Linked DNA regions of Mus musculus: region 2 is linked to region 1. Evidence: chromatin loops called from intact Hi-C (ENCODE). Cell type or tissue: left cerebral cortex. All regions are shown on one strand.

The links. A loop is a pair of places that touch in the nucleus more often than their neighbours do. Peaks named below come from ENCODE experiments on the same cell type or tissue, not always from the same donor. Only the 100,000 strongest peaks of a DNase experiment are listed, where the experiment ranks them.
Region 2: a loop joins it to region 1, with 2.0 times the contacts of the local background. A loop is called at or near these places in 4 of 42 quality-filtered maps.

What each region holds. Positions count from the first base shown.
Region 1 is chr7:129,751,360-129,759,359 of GRCm38, forward strand. No RefSeq gene overlaps it. Among named protein-coding and RNA genes, the nearest start is that of Gm33323, 9.3 kb to the right of the region's middle. In left cerebral cortex, a CTCF peak has its summit at 3,558 (motif pointing right); no DNase peak of the experiment used is centred here.
Region 2 is chr7:130,256,614-130,264,613 of GRCm38, forward strand. It overlaps Fgfr2 (fibroblast growth factor receptor 2), which reads right to left. Exons shown (of 18, transcript NM_010207.2): 2 at 5,136-5,453. The coding sequence starts at 5,301. Among named protein-coding and RNA genes, the nearest start is that of Fgfr2, 6.2 kb to the right of the region's middle. In left cerebral cortex, a CTCF peak has its summit at 3,614; DNase peaks (open chromatin) are centred at 3,648, 3,841, 4,470, 5,416 and 3 more places; H3K4me3 peaks cover 4,435 bases; H3K27ac peaks cover 4,845 bases.

The DNA.
Region 1 (8,000 bases):
CATTTGCTCTCCAACGTTAAAGCCAACATGGAAAAACTTTTCTTTACCACTTTACCCTCAGGTTGCTCTTGCTAAAACTTAAGAGAATCTTCACATTTTAAAACTGAAGTCCTCTGGAGATGCCTTGCCAACTGCTAGGAGTTCTGCTTCACAAAACAGCAGAGAGGAGAAGGTCACAACATGAACCATCAGAAGGCCAAAGAAAAGTACACCTAGCCCTTCCATCTGAAAAGAGCCCCAGTTTAATCCATGTTTGAGAATGAAAGTGTCTTTTTATTCTTAAAGAGCACCTTCCTCCCAACATTTTCTTGGGCTTGTAAATGTACTTTTTACATGTAGATTTGTCAAGTAAAGCTTTGTTGATTCAACATCTGGAACTACTCAGGTGGTTTGTCTCTGCTGCGTTTATGAACAATAAAGCAAACCACTGGATGATTCCTGGATATTTAAACTCAGGTCATAGACATCTCAGCCTCACTGCTGACAAACAAAAAACTTTAATTTCCCCTTCTGGAGCCAAATACAACAAATGTTGTGGACAGAAGGCTAAGTGATCTTCTTTAAAACAGGGTACTTATCTAAGTTACAAATTTTTAACTGTGAAGTACATACTGAGAATATCTAAAATCCTTGAAACCCCTGGACTATCTCCAAACCTAAACATAGTTTCACTTTAAAGAAGTAGGCTGAAGTTGATTACTTTCTAATTATAGTTCCTACCAACAGATATCTATTACTGTGGTGACAGTGTCAACCCCACTCCGGGAACTATTTAAAATCAGTACCTTTTCTTCCTTCCTTTCTTTCTTCAGTTTTTCCTCTATTAAAAAATTCTCTGAAGTGATCTCTGAGACATTTGTGGCCATTAGATTTTATTAGATTTTATAAACAGCATTAGAAATGTCACCAAGTAAAAGATAATGAACCCTTGAAGTCAAATAGGAGTCAGAAAAAGCCTACTGTATAGGCTTGGTTAGGAATTATAAAAAACAAAATGTACCTGTGATATGAAAATACCACCTGGAAGTTATGGCACAATATAAGATGGAATAAGGAAGGCTATGTCATAATATTCCAAACATGAAAGTGCAGCATTGTTAAAAGCCCAAAGATGATACTTTGAACATAGGCTACCAGGAACAATGATGGTGGCCAATGTCACTGCAATTTTCTCAGGACAATCTCTTTCATTTGGTCCTTCATTCTTCACACTAGGTGCCTAGCCTGGTAAGGTCAAATAAAAGTTTCATTCTGGAATGTAGTAGTAATAGGTTATGACTTTCTTGACAAGAATTATGATAAAACTGCATAAAAATTCCAACAAAATGCTTTGATTTCAAAATACAAGCTCAAGACAGATATAGCAACCTTTCTCACACCGTGCTCAGAAAGAAACAATCTTTCTTCATAGATGGTATTCAGAATGATACCTGTGGAATCATGGCTGCACCCTACCAGCAGAAAGAATGATCTTCATAAAATATATTTTATGTCACATCATTTCCTTTTTTTGATATTGTATAGAGTTCCATGGTCCTTTTATAAAGGGGAACAGCCACCAGGATCTGTCTAATATGAAGAGCCCAACCTCACCATACTCCAGGCATCGGGAGTTTTACTACACTTCATTTTTTAAAAAATGGCCAAGCTGTCTTCCCAATAGTCTATATATGTAATCTTCTATCTCCTTTCCCCCAATTTGACAAAGTCTTGGTGTTAGCAAAGGAGCTATGATGATATCTGTGGAGTCATCTGGCATCACAGGGAGCCATATCAGGATGGGAACACATTACAGTATGGACAGGTCATGATGAGGACACTGTTGTTCTTGCCTTATCAGTTTTCTCTTGCCTTGTCTCTCTGGGTGATTGACTTAATCTATAAGCAAACCATACCCATAGATGTTGAGTAAAGACAATCACCCTTCTAAAAACTGGACTTTCTAACTTTTGCATCAGATTCAACTGGAAAGGAGTTACACACTTTCATTGCTGTTTTTGTTAGTTTGTGGAACTAGGGATTGAGCCCAGGGCCTTGTACATGCTAAGCAAGCACTCTATTTCTGAGCTCAGGAATGAGTCAAATAATGAGACTTGTTTCCTATGGATGTGGACAGGGTTAAAGGCAAGATGCATAATGTGCTTGTGTTGTAAAGCTGCTCAATAAACTGAGAGTTTCAATTTTCTTCAAGACCTGAACAGAACAAAGACACCTGGTGATCTGGCTTTCCTCCATAAAATGACTACAGGGATTGAACTAGTAGACAAAAAATGAGGATGAAATAAGTTATCAATCTTTTTCTGTCTCTCTATTAGAGGTTATAGTGAGTACTGGAAAAATACTGACTGCCATCCTCAGGATTTTATAGTTCCTATCTCTTATAAAATATAAGTTGAAATCAAAATTGGAAAGTTCCATATATATATGTGTGTATGTGTGTGTGTGTGTGTGTGTGTGTGTGTATGTATATATATATATGTGTGTGTGTATATATATGTGTGTATATATATACATATATATATACACATACATATGCACACATATACATATATATGTATGTGTTTGTCTGTCTGTGTTTCATTTTTTTAATATATATGCATATTTCTCCCTGAGACTGAGGAAACAAAAGAGACAGCACAAGATTAATTCAAGACTCTGGTTTGGTTAGTATTGCCTGGTATGTGCAGAAATGGTTGTGAGGCTGCAGAAAAGCTGCCCTGCATCTAATAAACCCAAGAGACTTCTTTTCTTTTTTCTTTTCTTTTCTTTTCTTTTCTTTTCTTTTCTTTTCTTTTCTTTTCTTTTCTTTTCTTTCCTTTCCTTTCCTTTCCTTTCCTTTCCTTTCCTTTCCTTTCCTTTCTTTCCTTTTCTTTTCTTTTCTTTTCTTTTCATTTCTTTCTTCTTTTTTTTTTGCCATATGGATCATTTATACTTAGCACTTATTTAAGAGGTTGGCAACTGACTTTTAATAAGTAACAAGTAAGAAACGTGTGATTTCACACACCTACTAGCTTCATTTTGTGAAGTCCCCAGCAGGTTCTAAAACACTCTCATTTGGACATGTTCACTAAATCCATTTCCCTTTGCCCTACTTATCCTGATGAGGAAACTGAAGGACTTAGTGGGAGCCAATTCACCTGCTTGGTACGTAGCAGAACTGGGGGCCACGGGGTTCCTATAAAGCCAACACTGATGATCTCATGGAATCAATTCTATATATTTAATATCAATGTCAGAAGACAGGAGCCAGTGAGCTACAGGCTAGATTGTGTTCATCAACAGTCACCGCATGTTGGAGTGCTAAGCCTCAGTCTCTCCGAATGTGACTGTGTTTGTAGGCAAGGCTCTAAGAGAGGTGATTAAATAAAACAACATGGGTCTCCTCTCCATCTGCCTTTCTCTAAAGACAGAAAGAAGTAACCTGGACATACAGAAAGGAATTATGCTATGAACACACATTCCCTATGCACATATGTGCACACATTAGCACGCACACAGATACATATAGATATATTTATCCAGAAAGATAGATGACAAGAAGCATGCACACAAAGAGGGCCACACGAGGGCACCAGCAGGCCCAGGAGTGAGACGCCAGAGGAACCAAAACTCACACCTTGACCTTGAGCTCCTGGTTTCCAAAACTAGAAAATAAATACAAGACTTTTCAAATTTTTATGATTTTTTTCAAGAGGCAATGTGACATGTAATACATCTTTCACTCAGCACTAACACGCCAGGTTTTATAAACACGCATTCCTTAGTGTTCATTTTTATTGGAAATCATTGGACACAGTAATTGGATTCATAATAACAGTTTCAAACACACATATAAGCACTTTGATCATGTTTCCCACCCCCATAAATACATGGGGAGAAACCTAGCTTGTGGAGTTTTGCTGACAGCTTTAAAAATCCAGTATACCATAATATAAGAAGAAAGAAAGCATATGCCCAAACTAAGCACCCAGCACTAATACATGCACCATGTATTCACACACACACACACACACACACACACACACACACACACTCCACATGCAATTTATATATATAATTTCACTTTGGGATATGTGTTTGTTAGGGTATAGTCAAGAGAAAGAAACTGAAACTATACATATATTCAATATAAACATTATTAACTGCAAGGTATGATTGGGGTCCTGGACAATTGATGGATACTTATTAATAATAGGTAAGCAAGCAAACAGAACTCTATAAGGATAGCAGCTATAGGGAGCAGAGACCTATAAAGGCATGTGTAGAGAGCCCAAGGAAGCACCTCCATCCTAGCCTGATGTTCTGGGACCTAGATCTTGTTTTGGAGGGCAGCACTATTGATCACTGCATGCCAGAGAAGTTGCTATGTTACCACTCCCTGGGGGAACCTGTGGATACCTGCCAGGGAAATCTGTTCATAGAGTGGTAAGTCTATGACTAGGACATCACTTACAGCATGACTTAATGGGGTTGGGGGTCATAGCACAACAGAACAATCCTTTTTCAACATGTCTGAGGCCCTGAGCTTGATCCACACTATTCAGATAGATCTGAGGGAGTTGCAAGCAATGAGCTGTTGGCTGAGTGTACTGTAGTACTAGATGCTGGGAGTGCCACAGAGGCCAGATGTAGGGGGATTGTTGGGCATAAGAGATAAATGAGCAACCCAAAATCACTGGAAGGGGAAAAACATCCCTTTTCCTGCACTGATCTCACCAAGGTCTCTTCTAGCAAAGCTTGAAATACTAGCCAGCACAGGAAGATTGATTTAAAGGGACCTGTGCATTTTCCCTGAGCAGACGATGGGTGCACTTGGAGCTAAGGGAAACACACTGAGAGTGCACAGGAGGACATGCGGATGTAGGGTGGCCTCTTCAAGGAGGTTTAGAAGGCTTGTAAGAGCTGAGGAGGGGGTCATGATGGAAGACTATCTTGGGAAGGCTTCCATCAACCAGAGCCAGTGTCGCAACTGAAATATCTTCCCTCACACAGTGATTACAGGCTCCTAAGGTTGCACAATCTGCAGTTGGCTGTTCCTGGATTTTAATCTCATACTTCCTTGTTCATAAAGTGCTGTTTGTCTGAATTCCAATATTTACAAGTTAAATATTTGAAACCTCAGTCATCTCGGAATCGGCAAGGACTTAGTGCCAATGTGCGTCTCTCTTAATTAACTCTGAACTAGTTCCAGAATTGATTAAAAAAAAAAGAATTATCTCTAACAATTTTTAATTATTGAAAAGAAGAGATATAGTAAAGACTTCTCCAGAGTTGAAGCCTTGTATGATATCAACTGCATTAAAAAAAAATCTTTCTAGTAAGTTCTCATTGCGCAAAGAGGAAGTTGAATCTTTAAGAAATTTGCTGAACACTTGTGGACCATGAATCGGAGATGCTTAAGGTCAGAGCTGGAAGGGAGCTTAGTGACCATTCAGGGGACTTTTCCTTGATGAGGAGGAACAATGTCCCAGGAACCCTAAGCCACAAGGCACTTTGATGGGTACAGTGTAACTAGATTCAAGGTCTTGCAGTCTTCCCCAAGTTTTTCCCCAGAGAGGCCTAGAAAGAAAGGAAGCCAGGCTGCACCTGGTATTATCTAGAGTAAAGCTAAGGACGTGTGGAGAGGAGGCAAAGGGCAGAATGGAGGATGTCAACTCCTAATGGAAAATTATCAGATGCCCCAAGAGGCACACTGGAGGGAAACACTCTTTCCACGTTCATCCCTCTGGGTGGCCTGGAGGACTGGAGAGAGAACATGAGAATGTCTGAATTCTAAAAGGAGACGCCTGAACAACCTTGTGGGTGGGTGGGTGAGTAGGTGGCGTTAGAGCAAGAATCCAGATCACATTGCCCCAGCTTTGGTGTTGCTTGCTTGGCTTATAGTTAGCTAATTTGGCACACTTTGGATATTGGCAGGTTAGGGCTGTTTGGTAAGACAGGCATTCACACCCATGGAATGATGAGTATCAGAAGATGGTAACAAAGATGAAGTTTTCTCATCTTTCAAACGTACCTAAGAATTTGGACCAAATCAGGGCAGGTATTGGCCATTTCTAGTTTTGATCCATTCCCCCCACCCACCCTGGAGTCATGCATTTTCTCTATCTCCTTTAAAAGCAATTAAAGTATATACTTTATAAATATAAATATTAACATGGTAACATGTTAAAGTATCTAATAGGCATAAGCTCCAGCAGCTTCTAATCTACTAGGTCTTGTGGGGAGGGAGGATTTTGTGACGTTGCGTTTTTGTTCCAGCTTTATCCCTTTATCAGTGGGGGTGGGGGGAGAAGACCACTTGGGACCACTGGCGGTTGCATTTCTCTTTGTCTAGTGCATCATCAGTTACTTTTCTGCTGCTGTGATAAAACACCACAACCAAGACAGGACACAGAAGAGTTTATTAGGCATATGGTTCCAGAGGAATGACTTCCATCCCAGTTGAGGAGTATGACAGCAAGCAGGAGGCCTGGAAAATAGAGTGGGAAGCAGAACTCAGAGCTTTAACCACAAGCACGAAGCGGAGAAAGCCAAGTAAAAATGGTGATGTGGAGTTTTAAACTCCTGCTAGTCTTAAAGCCTGCTTCCATTGGCATTTACACACTTCCTCCAACAAGGCACACCTCTTAAACTTCCCCCAAACAGCGCCACCCACTGGGGACCAAACACTCAAATTTCTGAGCCTATGGGGGAACACTCTCGTTCAAGCCACCACATCCAGTTATTCTTTCTCTTCCTTGCCTCCTGTCACAAACTTTTAGCAAAAGCGTAAGGTAATAAGATCTTCCAAAGGAATCTCCTCTGGGGACCTGTGGCACTGTTCACTGTGACAGTGAAATAAACATATGCCTGTCACACCCGGCTGCCAAAACACACCGGGTGATGAGAGACTACAAAACTCTTTCCTCTTGTTCCACAACACCAGACATGGGATCATTTGAACAGTGGGCCCGTGAACCTTCCTCATCCAGCAGCCATTCAAAACATATCAACCTTATCCACAAACCACACACCCAGCTATCCAGTCCCTCTCCTCACATGCCAAGCACTGATCTGGTCTCTACCCCATGTTCCATGGGCTCTGACACAAAGTTCAACATACTTTTGATTTTTTTTTTTACCATTCAAAAATGTTATTTCAAGGCCACTTCCTGTCTCCACATTTTCAACATTCTTGACAGTGGTATGTTTTCATACTGTCCACAACAGTGCTTTGTAGACTGAACAGTGTTTGGTATGTTTTATTTTTTACACACTGTCCTAGTTGGTTTCACCTGTGTTTCATAATTAATTGAATGTAAGGAGCCAGAGTCTTGACAGAGGGCATATGGGGAATGGGAGCATAGGACATTATTTTTCAGCTAAAAGTATGAAGGTCATACCTTCCTTCTTTCCCTTTCTGGTCATCCAAGAGCCTCAGCTGCAGAAGTATTAAACTGTCTTACGAAAGTCACCAAGGCTATTTAACTACCTTCCCACAGCTTAAATAAAACCACCAAAATTCCCTCCCTGTGCAATCACAACACAGAAAGCATACTCTCTGAGAGATGGGGGTGACAGGCAGTGCCCATTTCTCTGTTTTCCTTGCACTTACCCATCACATCCTCTAACTCACGCTGATTTCTCTAGGGGCAGTGGGGTGCAATGTGCATTGTATCTGACATGATTTTATGCCACTTTTATCAACCCTGGTCAAGGATAGAAGACAGATTCTCGAAGCCTTGAGAGTGATGGGGATTTTAATTGATTAGAAAAAAAATTAAGCACAAAAACTGTGCTCAAGTGTTTGCAATCATGTGTTCTTTTTAGAAGTTTAGCATATTAAACTGACTTGGTACCAACAGAAGCAGAGTTGACAGTTGGATTTAGTTACTACGTTCTCTGTGAAAACGTGACTGTCTGGAGAGTGGCTCAGCCTTGACCTTGCCATCTAACAGGAAACATAACAGGATGGCGTGAATAAGACCCTAAAGGTCCTGTAGCTGCATCATTGAGACCAA
Region 2 (8,000 bases), 510 kb after region 1:
TTAGGAGTGGAAGTTGAGGTAGGGGGATTGAAAGTTCTAGACCGACCTGAGCTACAAGGCAAATCCCAAGCCAGGCTGTGGGAGATGCCCATCTAAAAAAAAAAAAACCAAACCATCAGCTACCAGCCCAAAAGAAAGATCATAGTTAGTCCTGACGGTTAAATACACTTTCGTAAAACTACAACTTCAAGCTTTCTGGGGTGTGTGTGTGCGTGTGTGTGTGTGTGTAGTCCTGGCACTCACTCTGTAGACCAGGCTAGCCTCAATCTCAAAGAACCACCCGCTTCTGCCTCCCTAGTGTTGGGATTAAAGGTGTGCACCACTATCTTGCTCACCAACTGTATTTTAAGAAAAAGCTACTACTAAACACCTTTAGTCACCAGTGGGACTACCATCTTGGAATTTTTTCCCATCATTCTCTACGAAGCCACAAAGACAGTAAGGGCAAGGGCAGCCCACATGAGAAGGGCACCTGCAGGCAACAGTAGGTCAGAGGCGCTGGCCCCCAGCACCTGGAGATAAAGACAATCAGGAGTACTTCCCTGTGGGTGTTGGGGACCCAACACTGGTCCTCTGCAAAAGGAGGAAGTGCTCTTAATCACAGAATCATCACTTGCTCCAGCCCCTACAGGGACAGTTCTGCACAGGAAACCCATAATTATCTGTAAAATAGCCTGCAGCATCCCTTCCCCCAAAATAACTCCTAGCTGCTGACCAAGACAAGACACCCTGCTGGATCGATCCCAGGGATTCAATCAGAAATGGAAAAGTTAAGACGGAGCCTGATGAAAGGGACTTAGTTGTCTTTTCATGACCACCCTAACTATGTAAGTAGCCAAACTGTCTATAAGTGTGGCACAGGGCTACTGCAGGCACGGGGCTACTGCACGCACTCCACAGAGAATGTGAACATTAAACATCCCCTTCCTGTTTAAACACTACCCCAGTTATTTCATAACCATGTGATTATTCATTAAATCAGATATTGGAAACATCTCATATTGGAATGCTTGGTTGTTTGAATTCTCACCCTCAACAGAAAAAAAGAAAAAGAAAAAAGAAAAAATGTTGAACTGTATTGGAGCAGAAGAGATAGCTCAGTTTTTGTAAGTCTATATTGTTCTTGCAGAGGATCCACATTCACTTCCAGAACCAACTCCCGGGCTAGCATCAAAAACCTCTGGCCTCCAGGGGGACCTGCACTCATGTGCACAGGCCTACACAGACCCCAATTTAAAATAATTTAAAAATAAGGCTTAAAAACAGCATAAAGTCTTTAGAGGCTATCTGAGAAGGGGTGGCTATTTTTTTTTAAGTAAGTTATTTAGTCTTTTAACTGATTGAAATAAACAGGCAACATAGACAGACAGGTACACACACACACACACACACACACACACACACACACACAAACTTGCTCTATTCAGATCAGTGGAAGCCAGCAAGAAAGAGTTATATAAATGCCAATTTTCTGGGCTGGCCAGATTTTTGCTCTAGAAGTAATATTAAACACAGTTCCTTGCCCATGAATTGTGAAATACACTATATTCTAATAAAGAATGTGTACTTCATTGTGTGTTTAACAGCATGCGCCTGCATTTGGTTTAATTGACCAAGAATAAGCCCTTGTTCCTCAGCGAAACTATCAAGTTACAGTCAACTCTTAAATATTCACACTCACACTGAGGAACAAAAAATGCAGATAATAGGAAACACAAGACTCCTGTTAAATCATCCACTTGCACCACGCAGATATTTCTTTTCTCTTCTTCTAACTGGCAATTAAATGTGGGGGGCTGAGACCACAGCATGTAGGATACTCTCTGACAAAGGACTTGAACTACCCTGTGGTGGTGGTGGTGAGGGGGGGGGAACCCTTCAGCAGGTCTCCACGTAGACCTCACACTCACGAGGTTTTCGCTGGCTCACTTCAATCCGGAACAGCATCAACCCAGAAGACTGCCCAAGAAATGGTGGGTGTTTTTTAAGGCATGTAAATTACTCCCTCACTCCCACCCCCACCCCACCCCCAGGCCGTCCCTTTGCACTTAGCAGAGGGTGGGAAAGTAATTAAGGGTTTGGGTTTGGGAAAGCCCTTTTATTTTAGCTCCTACTGGGCTGGGGTAAACAGATTCCCTTAATGTCAACAATGACTTAATTAACCAGAGCAGGTGACAACGTCAGGGGGAATCTGAAAGTAAGAGCCGAGACTGGCAGTAATCAAGCTTGACTACACTGGGAACATTCAGGATTTGAATCAACAGAACAGTACTTAGAATCGGGACCACCCCTCCGAAGTCCCCAACTGTTGATACTGTTGTCCTTTGTCACAGGGATGACCAGCTGGATACAATCATTTCTATTCTGAAATACCGAGGAAAATCTTACAGAGATGACTGCCTTCTTAGGTCAACTGACTTGACCCAATCCTGCTGCTGCCACTTGAGAAAGTGTCCAGAGACACACGGACAGGATAGGATTCGGGGTGAGGACATACATTGCATGGCTACATACACTGCACAGAACTACATGACTGAACATAACATCTCCCTAGAGGGTCAAAAGGGCTCCTTAGTAGTGAGGCACAGGCTCTTTCTAGGAACTTCCTGATTACATATTTGTCCGGCCCAATAGACATTATCTAAACTGAGCTTCTAAATTAGCAAACGGATGCCTTCCATGGTAAAGCTTCAGGAGACAGAAGCTGAACTCAGTGTTAGCTGAAGTCCTGGCTGCATCAAATATGGCGGCTGGAGAGATGCACATATGCACACATTAGACACCAGAGCCTAGCATGGAGCCTAGCCTCTAGCTTGATGGCCTGGATGTCAGTGGCAATGTTGGTCTAACAGACAAGGAGAGTGAGCACAGACCCTGCCGAAATCCAGCATCACCACCTCCTCCATCCAAAAGCAACATTCATCTCAGGGTACCGTGTTTGCTGCACTGAGAACTGTGCACCCCCTTGTCCCCAGCTTGCTGGGGATGGGGATGGCCAAGGCCACCATCAATGCCAGGAGCTGTGCTTTCTGCTTTCTGTCCAGGTCACTGGTGAAAACTAAATCTCTTGAGCTGGTCCTCAGAAGGCATCTGGGGATGGTACTACTGTTCAGTGACTATTGATAAAGAGATCCCACCAATCAAGGCTCTGGGGTTTCTCTGCATTTCCCAAGCTTGCTCTGGTGAAACTCCACACCTTGAGACATTTTCCTTTTTTCCTTTTTTCTTTTTCTTTTCTTTTTCTTAGCGTCTCCCAACTCTATATGTGATTCGAACCTCATGCAAACTCTGAGCCTAGCAAAGTGTACCCAGGGGCATTGGCAAAGTGTGACCTACAACTTCGGAGACTTCTCAGCCTCCCTCCCTAACCTTACATGTACCTACAGGTCCCCAGGTGGTGGGATCTGCTTTCAACAATGTGAGCATTGTTGGATATCGGTTCTTACACAAAGAGCCATTTGGGGGACTCCAGCCCACTGTCCTTCCTCTCCCCCACCTGCCTCCTCCTTGCGAGTACAAACATCTTGTAACCTTTCTGAGGTAATTAGATGCAGTCCAGGAAACCCTCCAGGACCATTTTATACTCTGCAACTGAAATCAACTCACAGCAACACTGCCCCGAGAGTCCAAATGAAAAATGACAATTCTTTCCTAACCGGGGCTGTTTCTGAAGCCCACGCTGTAGGAAATCCTAGCTCAGCTTCCTTAGTTAGTGCTGAGCCACACACTCCAGGGACAACCGGCAATTAGGGGGACATCCATTTTAATTATTAACAAAATTAAAGAAGTGCAGACCAGACTTTCAGAAACCCAATCCTTTCCCCCTCACATTAAGCCCTTTGAAAACATGTCACTGTTGCAGATTACACTCTCCCTGACGTCACAGGATAAGTCACAGAGAGGTGGTTCCGGAAAAGGACGTGAGGCTGTATGTTGAACACACCTCATGCACAAAACTCCTACCTCATTTCCTTTCCAAAGATACCTGGTAATTTATAACATTTCCAGGCATCTGTGTGGCCCGACATACACACAAAGCCAGGGAGAGTGTCTGTCTGGGTGGATCTTACTGGGGACCCATTTCTCAAGCCCTCCTCTCAGATGGGTACATAGCCCTCCTTGAGGTCACCCTTGGGGGAGGGGTCCTGTCCCTCCTACAATCCCCCTCTGGATGATCTGGATGAATCAGGACCCTGATTCAGTGTGCATAGCCACAGCAACTCAGCTGACCTGCCAGCACTCAGGACCGTGACGGACTCCAAAGCCAGCCGGCACCAGGTGGGCCCTCAGCAAACACGTTCATTAAGTGGCGATGAGTGCTGCGATCTGCAGTGTCACGCTCGGATTACCACTCAAAAAATAACTCGCCTACCAATATTCCCTCCTGATGACAGATTCCCGTGCGGCACCAAGGAGAGAGGCTTGGCCACAGACCACGTCTCTGAAGGACCTGGGAGAAGGACCAGCGCTTTGCCCAGCTCCGGATTTCAGCCACGTCCTCCTCACAACTAGCTTCTCACATTTGCAACCAAGTGTGCAAAGCCAAACACACTAGTGAAATCTGGCTTTTCCCCAGATGGGGGAAGACTCTTGGCAAATTCACTTTCCAATCTTCCCAACATGAAACCTGCCCACTCTGTGATGCCGGGTGAAAGCACAAAGAGCTTACACCAGCTTAAAAACCGATCCAGCATGGCACGGCTCTCCATGCTCAACTTCAGAACCTTCTTTTCTCTTAAACAATGCGGAAAAAGAAAAAAAAAGTCAGCTTTCAGAGGCTGCCTATTTCCTTTAGCCAAAAGATAGTGTGATTCAAGGCTTTTCCCTCAATCTAGAGAGCAACTGCAGAAGGCCACAGTCACCCTGCCAAGGTACGTCCCCTCCAGAGTGCTGTAAGGCACTGGCTAAACAAGAACTGCCACTGCTTCCCTCACCCAAGCACAAAGAACAGAGCAAACCAAACCACTCCACTCATGCCTGGGAGACAAGACCCTCCCTTCTAAGCTCCGATATGATGCGGAGAGAGACTACTCATATGGCAGCCGGCTGAAACAGGCCTCCCACTTAAAGACCACTTCCCCCAGACACATCCCCAAAACGACTTGGTACCCTTAAAATGGCACGCATGAACTTACCTTCTGGTTCTAAAGTGGTATCCTCAACTAAACTGAAGGAGGGCCGGGCCAGGGACAAGGTTGCCATGGTGACCAAGACCAGGCAGATGAAGCGCCCCCAGCTGACCATGGTCACAGTGCCAATCCCTGGTCCTCTTCCATATCTCCACGTGGACGGTAATCCCATCTGCACACTTCTTCTGAGACCATGGGCTACCTGCAATGCCTTCAGCCCACAGGGGGCTCAGGAGCCAAAGCTCTGAGGCGGCTGTGCTGCTGTTGCTGTTGTTACTGCTGTTCCTGCTCCCACTGCTGCTGCTGCTGCTGCTGTGGCTGCCACTGAAAGAGAGAGATTCAGCCAGATTCAGTTTTTTCCCCCAGTGCCAACTTGCTTAAACCCAGATGGGATAAAACCATTTCTCAGCCTCTCAATACATTCGCAAACACATTCTTTCTCATTATCGGAAAAGCCTTCCATCCTCACCTCAGCGTCCCAGGTGTTTCCAGGCTAGTCCACAAGCTGCAGTAGGCTAATCTTTTTTTTTTTAAGCTTACTTTTAAGAGACGCAAGATAAACCATCACTGTAGGACCCAGCCACCCAGCTCTGCAGCGTGCCCTTCCGTCCACTATCAAAGCTGCAAGGTTGCTGAAGCAACTTGACCTTCATTCCTTTCAAGGGCAACTGCAGAAAAACCTGAGTTTAAAACGCTGGGCTTGGCATGGCCAGCCTCATTAACGTCTCTTATTCCAGCTGGCCTTTAAGACGCTGACTGGAGGAAGGGTCTGCTCTGAGAACCGCATTTCAGCTGAGCTGAGCGGCACGTCCTCGCTTCAGAACGGTTCTCAGAAAGAAAGGAGACCAACAGAATCAAAGAATCTCAGGAAGGCTTCAAAAACATTCCCACCAGTTTACACTTGTCAGAATTCATTTTCGAATGCAGGCGTGTATTTCAATCTTCCGCCAAGCAGCCACTTACAAAGAGTGAGTTTAATCCAACCGGGGGATTCAAAGCCTGAATTCCCTTCCACTGACTACAAGGCAGTGTACAGGCATACTAACTAAATATCTGCAACCGACGTCAAAGGGGTAAAGATACAACCCTTGATGAATAATTCAAGATTTTATTAGTAATGGTGATGATACGTACAAGCTGCCCTGGTATGTGATTGGCCTGGGAACTTTCAATACGCTAACCTATTGGCTAAACCTCCCAAGTATCAGTTACAAGGGGGCACTCAATTTACTAGATCCAAAGCAGAGAATTTCCCAAAAAAAAAAGCTTACCACAGTACAAATAACTTTATGTTTGTTCAGTGTCTTCAGTGACTAATCTTTGAGTCAGAATGCACGAGCTTTAGAGAATCTGCTGAAACCAATGGCAGGAAAGGATCGCACAAAACCATGGGCTTTGGATGCTGGGATGCCCATTTTATGAGACTGGGGATGGGTGAGCGTTTTAATGAAAAAGAGAGAAAGAGAAAAAGAATTCTAATCCCGTGCGCTTTTGATGCTTTCAATTATGACACAGGATTTCGACACTGCCAGAACCTCCGTCCTAAAATCTGTTCCTTTCAGCCTTCACTGAGACTAAGGCAGAGAGGACGTACCATCTCCAAGAGGGGAATAGGAAGCTGCTGTTTGGTTGTTTTTTTAAGCACAGGTAGAATGGTATAGCTAACAACAAAAGCCAGGGGTATATGAGCAGTTAGGTGCCCAGTGTTTTTAGTTGGCTGGAAGGATTTTTGTTCCCCCAAGTCTTCTTTCTTCTTAAAGCCAAGAGTCACAAAAGATAATTCCTTGTCTATTTCTACATACCAGTCAAAGGAAAGTGCACAAACATTCTCGTTGATTTCCTAAGAACTTTCAGAATGCAGGTAAACTCCCCTCTCCAGCAACTTTGCAATCTCAGGTCCCAGTAGGTCTTGAAGCAGAGTGCTGGGCCCACTGTCTCTACTAGCCACTACCCAGGAGTACCTCAGCTCCAGCTGAATGAGGAAGATGGCCAGTGCCCCAGGCTGACTCAACTTGAACGTTCGTTCTTCGAAGTCCCAGCCCCCACAGGAGCCCCCTCCTCAAACCTCTGTAAGGCGAGAAGTGACGGCAGCAGGTCTGCACAGCTCCTCACCGGAGTGGACAAAAGTGCTGAGCGACCTCCTAGGCAGGATAATTAGGTCCCAAGGCTCCGTGTTGGGAACACAGGCCCAGCATGCTGCTGGCGGCCACAATCCCAGCTTCCTGCCTTCAATACCATAATCCTTCCTGGAGGCTGAACCCCAGAGAAAGCCCCAGCGTGTTTATTTTTCCCCCTGAAAGGATACTCTCTTCTCAGCCTACGAGGGAGGAGTCCTCACCCTCACTCTGACGGATGGCTCTTCACGGCCACCCGCCCCTTGGGGTCATCTCCACACAAGTCTGCCTCCAAAGACAGGCAAAGGGACCCGGCCGAAAGGGCCCGGCTGGTGAGCTTGCGCAGTGTTATACACGTTTACACACTCTCCCCTGTCCTGCAAGAAGGCAGGTTAATTTAAGGCAAGCCCTTGGGGGAGGGGGGCGGTGCGACGGGTACTGCTACCTTAAAGGGTAGTTCCAGGATACCTCAGCGGGCAGAGCAATTGGCATTTTGTTCTCAAGTGGATTACTCCTGGGAGAAGTCAACACTCCCAGGTTAATACTAAATGTAGCCTCTCTACCCTGGTTCAAGGCTCCCTTACTTCTCCACGGGGCTGAATAGGGAAGGGAGCTGTCATGGGCTCATGGGGGGGGGGGACACCAAGGGGGGGCCCTAAACACAACGAAACCCCAAAAATATAAGCTGTCGTAAGTAAGACCATAATCCCTGACCTACTCTTTCAGTGGGTACTCCAAGCAGTTTGGGGTGCACATC